Regions from separate parts of the Homo sapiens genome. Here region 1 is linked to region 2. A link is a contact called in ENCODE Hi-C or POLR2A ChIA-PET data. All regions are on one chromosome and are shown on one strand. Each heading gives the region's core, a stretch centred on a gene start or an enhancer-like site at or near the end of the contact. The rest is flanking DNA. Distances are from core to core; before and after follow the strand shown.

Evidence for each region. Hi-C counts contacts between places; a loop is a spot of excess contacts on that map. ChIA-PET counts read pairs that join two places held with the same protein, here RNA polymerase II (POLR2A). Pooled maps may share reads with other maps.
Region 1: a loop to region 2 is called in a map of left cardiac atrium, with 3 times the contacts of the local background. The contact joins two enhancer-like sites. A Hi-C loop is called at or near these places in 3 of 168 maps with a recorded cell type or tissue (Right ventricle myocardium superior, left cardiac atrium and sciatic nerve) and 2 of 50 pooled maps. POLR2A ChIA-PET finds 5 or more read pairs at or near these places in 2 of 52 experiments (GM10248 and naive thymus-derived CD4-positive, alpha-beta T cell).

The regions. Positions count from the first base shown.
Region 1 is chr10:29,848,722-29,851,421 of GRCh38, reverse strand. No RefSeq gene overlaps it. Among named protein-coding and RNA genes, the nearest start is that of JCAD, 210 kb to the left of the region's middle. Within about 2 kb of position 1,426, at least 5 of the 41 ENCODE cell types and tissues checked have a DNase peak (open chromatin) inside an H3K27ac peak, as active enhancers do.
Region 2 is chr10:29,617,442-29,620,141 of GRCh38, reverse strand. All of the region lies in intron 1 of SVIL (supervillin), which reads left to right. Among named protein-coding and RNA genes, the nearest start is that of SVIL, 16 kb to the left of the region's middle. RefSeq lists enhancers at 806-1,435, 1,436-2,066. Within about 2 kb of position 1,346, at least 21 of the 41 ENCODE cell types and tissues checked have a DNase peak (open chromatin) inside an H3K27ac peak, as active enhancers do.

The DNA of each region.
Region 1 (2,700 bases), core at 177-2,676, 230 kb before region 2:
CTGCGTTATTTCTGGTGATTCTCAGGGTGATTCTGTGGTCTCGACTTTTCCAGCTTCTAGGGCTTGGCTGTATTCCTTGGCTCATGGCCCCTTCCTCCATCTAACTCCTGTCTCTCTTTTATGAAAATCCTTTCTGATTAACTGGAGCCCGACTGGATAATCCAGGTTAATATCCCACCTCAAGATACTTAACTTAATCACATTTGCAAAGTCCCTTTTGTCATGTCAGGTGACATAGTCAAAGGTTTCTGGGATTAGGACATGGACATTGTGGGGGCGTGGGGGATCATTCTGCCTACTGTACCTTTGCTATAGATGAACTTGAAGTAAGGCCATTATCTCTCAGTGGATTCATGAAAACTCAGCTTCTAGATTCTAGAAGGTAGCCCTGGCTGGTGAGGCTTCACTACAAGTGAGTTGAGGTTTTCTTAGTGTCCTTTTGTCCAACCTGGTCGTTCCCCAACTTTAGCCAGCACCAAAATCACCCAGAGGGCTTGTGAAAACAGACTGATGGACCCAGCCCCACAGTGTCTGATTCAGTAGGTCTGGAGTGTGGCCCAAGAAAGTGCATTTCTTGGCCAGGTGTGTAATTTTTAGAATATGTCCACAACCTTTTTCACATTCCTGCCTTCAAAAGGTGGAGACTTCTTTTCCTCCCCTTAAGTGTGATCTAGATTAAATGACTTGTTTCTAACTATGTTTGATGTTAATAGATGGCCATGTGATTTTAAGACAAGGCTCTAAAAGGCACAGCAGTTTCCACACCCTCTCTCTTGGATCACACCCTCTGGGAAAGGCAGACCTTCGTGTCTGGAGGACACGTGAGCAACCTAGGGAGGAAATGAGGCATCTCACCAACACCTGGCACAAATTTGCCAGCCGCCTGTGTGTGCCACCTTGGAAACTGATTTCATAGAGCCTTCAGATGAGACCACAGCTCTGGGTAACATCTTGTCTGTAATCTCATGGGACCCCAGCCAGTTAAGCTAAATTCCTGACCCACAGAAACTGTGAGAAATAATAAATGTTGACTGGTGTTTAACACCACTGAGTTTTGGGATACATGCGATGCAGCAATAGATAACAATATGCCAGGTGACACTGATGCCACTGTCTAAGGATTGCATTTTGAGAACCGCTGGTCTAGCCTTTATACTGTGTAAGGCAAAGGATATTTCCTTGCCACCTGCACTATATACTCCAGGAAGCCAGAGGAGGGAAAATGTTCTCATATTGAAATGTACTGCATATTTATTTTCTTTTTTTCTGCAGACATATTCAGTTACCACCAGTTGCTCTTTTGTGGAAGTGTTTTTACTGGGAAGAATAACAACAATATGTCAAATGATAGCTGGGCTCCAGAAGCCCATTTCTGTCTACTCAGTCATAAAAAATGTTCCGCATATGGATGAAGAACCAGACAGGTTTAGCGAGAAGAAGAAATGATGAAAAGACTAGACCATCATTCTCTCTCACACTTTCTTAAATCTGAAGGTGAACCAGATGAAGAAAGAAAACAAAACCCTTGAAAAAAGAGGGAAAGATAGCCCTAGGATCCAAGAGAGCAAGTGGGTGTCCAACTGTTAAATAATGAGAAACTGAAGCTTCCTTCATTGTGTCAGAGAGGCCAATTCCTGAGCCAGCTGTACAGGAAGTGGGGAGTTTACATTATCTGGGATGTCAGTGAGAACTGAGGGGACATGCTTCCTGTGTGGTTCTCCACAAAGATTAGCAGACTCTCCAGGAAAGATGCCTTTCCAGCGGTTTCATTTTCTGTTTTCTTTTCCAGTTGGTAGATGTGGGCCAAGAAGGGAAAGGCAGCTCCAAAAGCGAGGGAGAAATCGCCGTGAGTACAGAGTGCCACAGAGAGAAGCCTGAGCTAGAGTGTGGTGGGACCGTGAGCCAGGGAAGAGCAAGAGCTGTGCCTATAGGATAGTCTATCTCCAATTTGAGCAGTGCCAAGAAAAGCTGGCCAAGCATATCCAGATCCACACTGGTAGACCCCATTCCAATGGATGGGGTTTCTCTGGCTTTTCCATTTGTTTTACAGAAGCTTAAAATATGACATATGATTCCATTTATAGGAAATTCTTGAAAAGGCAAAACTAATCTGGAGTGACAGAAAACAGAAAAGTGGTTGCCTGGGGCCAGTATGGGTGGGGAGGTGATTGTAGAGGGACATGTGAGTGTTCTGCTTTATTTATTTATTTATTTATTCATTTTTTGAGACGGAGTTTCGCTCTTGTTGCCCAGGCTGGAGTGCAATGGTGCGATCTCAGCTCGCTGCAACCTCCACCTCCCAGGTTGGAACAATTCTCCTGCCTCAGCCTCCCAAGTAGCAGGGATTACAGGCATCCGCCACCACACCTGCCTTTTTTTTTTTTTTCCAAGATGGAGTTTCACTTTTGTTGCCCAGACTGGAGTGCAATAGCTCAATCTCAGCTCACCGCAACCTCTGCCCCCTGGGTTCAAGTGATTCTCCTGCCTCAGCCTCCTGAGTAGCTGGGATTACAGGCATGCACCACCACACCTGGGTAAATTTTTTTTGTTTTTTTTTTTTTTAGTAGAGACAGAGTTTCTCCATGTTGGTCAGGCTGGTCTCGAACTGCTGACCTCAGGTGATCCACCCGTGTCCACCTCCCAAAGTGCTGGGATTACAGGTGTGAGCCACTTCACCTGGCCTAATTTTTGTATTTTTAG
Region 2 (2,700 bases), core at 97-2,596:
ATGCATAGTATATACATAATATGTCTCCATTTACACGGTTCTGATGGCTTTCTTAATATTGCTAATACTAAAAAAACTTTAAAAATTATTATAATTTGAAACATGAATTCTGATTTCTAGGCTTCATGATACCTTGTGGAAAGAAGCTGTTATTTCTTCTTAGGATTGGTCATTTTTTCTTCTCTGTTATCTTTGTGTATGTATGTATTATACATGTATGTGTACCTATGTATGCGTAACATCCAAAAAAATCCACATTTAAAAAAAATGTAGTTTGCAATAATCTTTTTAAAAATGTAGTTTGTCATAATATTTTTTAAAATGTAGTTTGTAATGAGGAGAAAATGAGTACATGACAATCGAGTTTGATTTTAGTAGAGCAAAAATTAAAATCAACCCTCAGCTTATGCTTTGGTGTTTGTTAACTCAAATTTAAAATTAGAAATGTGGTAATTATTTGGCAGTTGTGGCTTTCTCAGGGAAACCATATCATATTGTATGTGTGTGCTGGCCTTTAAAAATAGATATTGCCACGAAGCTCATCATCTGAATTCATGGCCGACTCCTGGAAGTGGTGGGCTTTGGAAAGCAGGGCTGTGAGTTTGGCTCTTACACTTCCAGGGAGCTCTCCATTCCAGCTTTGGTTCCCTTCAGTCCATCTGTGGTCAAAGCTCTTTTGTTTTCAAAGCTAACTGCTGAAGAGTAAACACTCTTGACCCTGACTGTAAATATGTGTCATACGTCTGGTTAGTTTTAGTTTTAACTGAACAAAATCATTTTGGCAGAAGAGTCATTAAAGTTTGCACAAAATCCTGACCTTCACATCCCTGGTTTTCCTCACATACGCATCCGCAGGGAGTCACAATCCATTTGAAAATATTTCTTCTCTGGGACTGAAAATCTCCTAAAACGTGTATTCTTCAGCAAACAAAGTATCTCATAAAATGTAAACGTGGATGACTGGGGGAATACAATTTTTTTTGCGCATAATGACTTCTGTCAGTCCTCTAAGAAATTCAAAGAATTTTCACGGCTTCCAGTTTAAATTCTAGCGCCTCTGGCCATGGCCATGGTTTGTTCTGTGTTTGATTATCTTTCCGTTCAGGGGTTCGATTGTTACTGGGCTACTTTAGACAAAGCTACCTGGATCTTGAGTTGCCACTTTTAGCCCAAAATCCCCTTCCTACCTGTTTAAGGGGCAGTGGAGCACTTGGTGGCCACACTGGCTCTCTGTGTTAAGGTGTTTGCTGAAAATTAGCTGTCTACGGTGGCCTATGCCCGTAGTCCCAGCTACTCAGGAGGCTGAGGGGGCGGGAATTCCCTGAGTCCAGGAGTTTGAGGCTACAGTGAGCTCTGATTGCGCCACCGCACTCCAGCCTGGATGACAAAGCGACACCTTGTCTCAAAAAAAAAAAAAAATCTGCTGCAAGAGCTTATTTGTAACCTGGAAGGAAAGGAGTAGTCCAGGGTTTGGGGCAGAGCCTATTGCCTCTGAAAAGACCCAGTAAATTCTCTGGGGACTGCTTGTATCCTTGTAACTAGATAGTCGTCACACATGAGTGAAAAGAAGGCATTTGGGCTTTGAAGGTGGTCAAGAGCGTCCAGGCTGGGCCAGGCATGGTGGGTCTGTGTGAGAAGCAGAGCTTAGGAAGGCTGGGGTCTGAACATGCTTTGACTTTTGCTTTGTGCAACCAGTAATCCAGAAAAATCCTACCTGAAGCCCCAGAGGCTGTGCTTCTTCAGCAGGGTGTCATATTGTCAGGGAGCTGCAAACAGCCTGTTGTAGTCAGAAAAGACGGTGTTTTCCTTTCCACAGCTTTATGGACATAAAATAAAACTTGAATTTGACAAACAATACAATAAATCCTCCTTTCCCAAAAATTACGAGTTGAGGTCATGGTTCCTAATCGGAACTGTGTGCAGCTGTTGGATTTTTGGCGCTTTCTAGAGCTTTCACTAAAATCAAATGCATTTAAACACCCTCCCTCCTCAAGAGGACAGGATTAGCCCGCCTCCCCAGGAGAACAGTGCTCTGCTGCCTGCGTCAGCAAGCTCCTTACACAGTGGTCTCCTGCCTGTGTCAGCGAGCTCCTTACAACAGTCTCTGTGCACGTCCCATCACTTTATCATGGATTAGAGGCTGCAGGATGTTTTCATATGGCCCATGATAATGTAATGATGGCTGGTACTTTAGGACTTGAAAACCTCTTAACGTCTTGGCCAGACTGTGGACTGTTCTTTCAGGCATCTGTCTTTTAAATCAGTTATCTCCATTTGCTGTCAAATTTGGCCTGCATTGGCCGGCTTTATTATTTCTATTGTTCCATAGAGAGCCACACTGAAACTAATTTGAGAAAAGTGTAATCTCTATTGAAAACTTGGAGTCCACCAGCAAGTAGACTGTATATTTTGGAGTGTCCACCAAAAGCTCATAGTCACTGTCACCTCGTAAGGATGCTTCCAATGAATCTCCAAAAAGTAGTTTACATCTGCATCCTTGGTGGAGATTTTCTTAAGTAGACAGAATTTCTCTTTTTTTTTCTTTCTTTCTTTTTTTTTTTTTAGATTAGTTTTCCTTTTTCGCCCAGGCTGGAGTGCAGTGGCACGATCTCGGCTCACCGCAACCTCTGCCTTCCGGGTTCAAGCGATTCTCCTGCCTCAGCCTCCCAAGTAGCTGGGACTACAGGTGCGCACCACCAC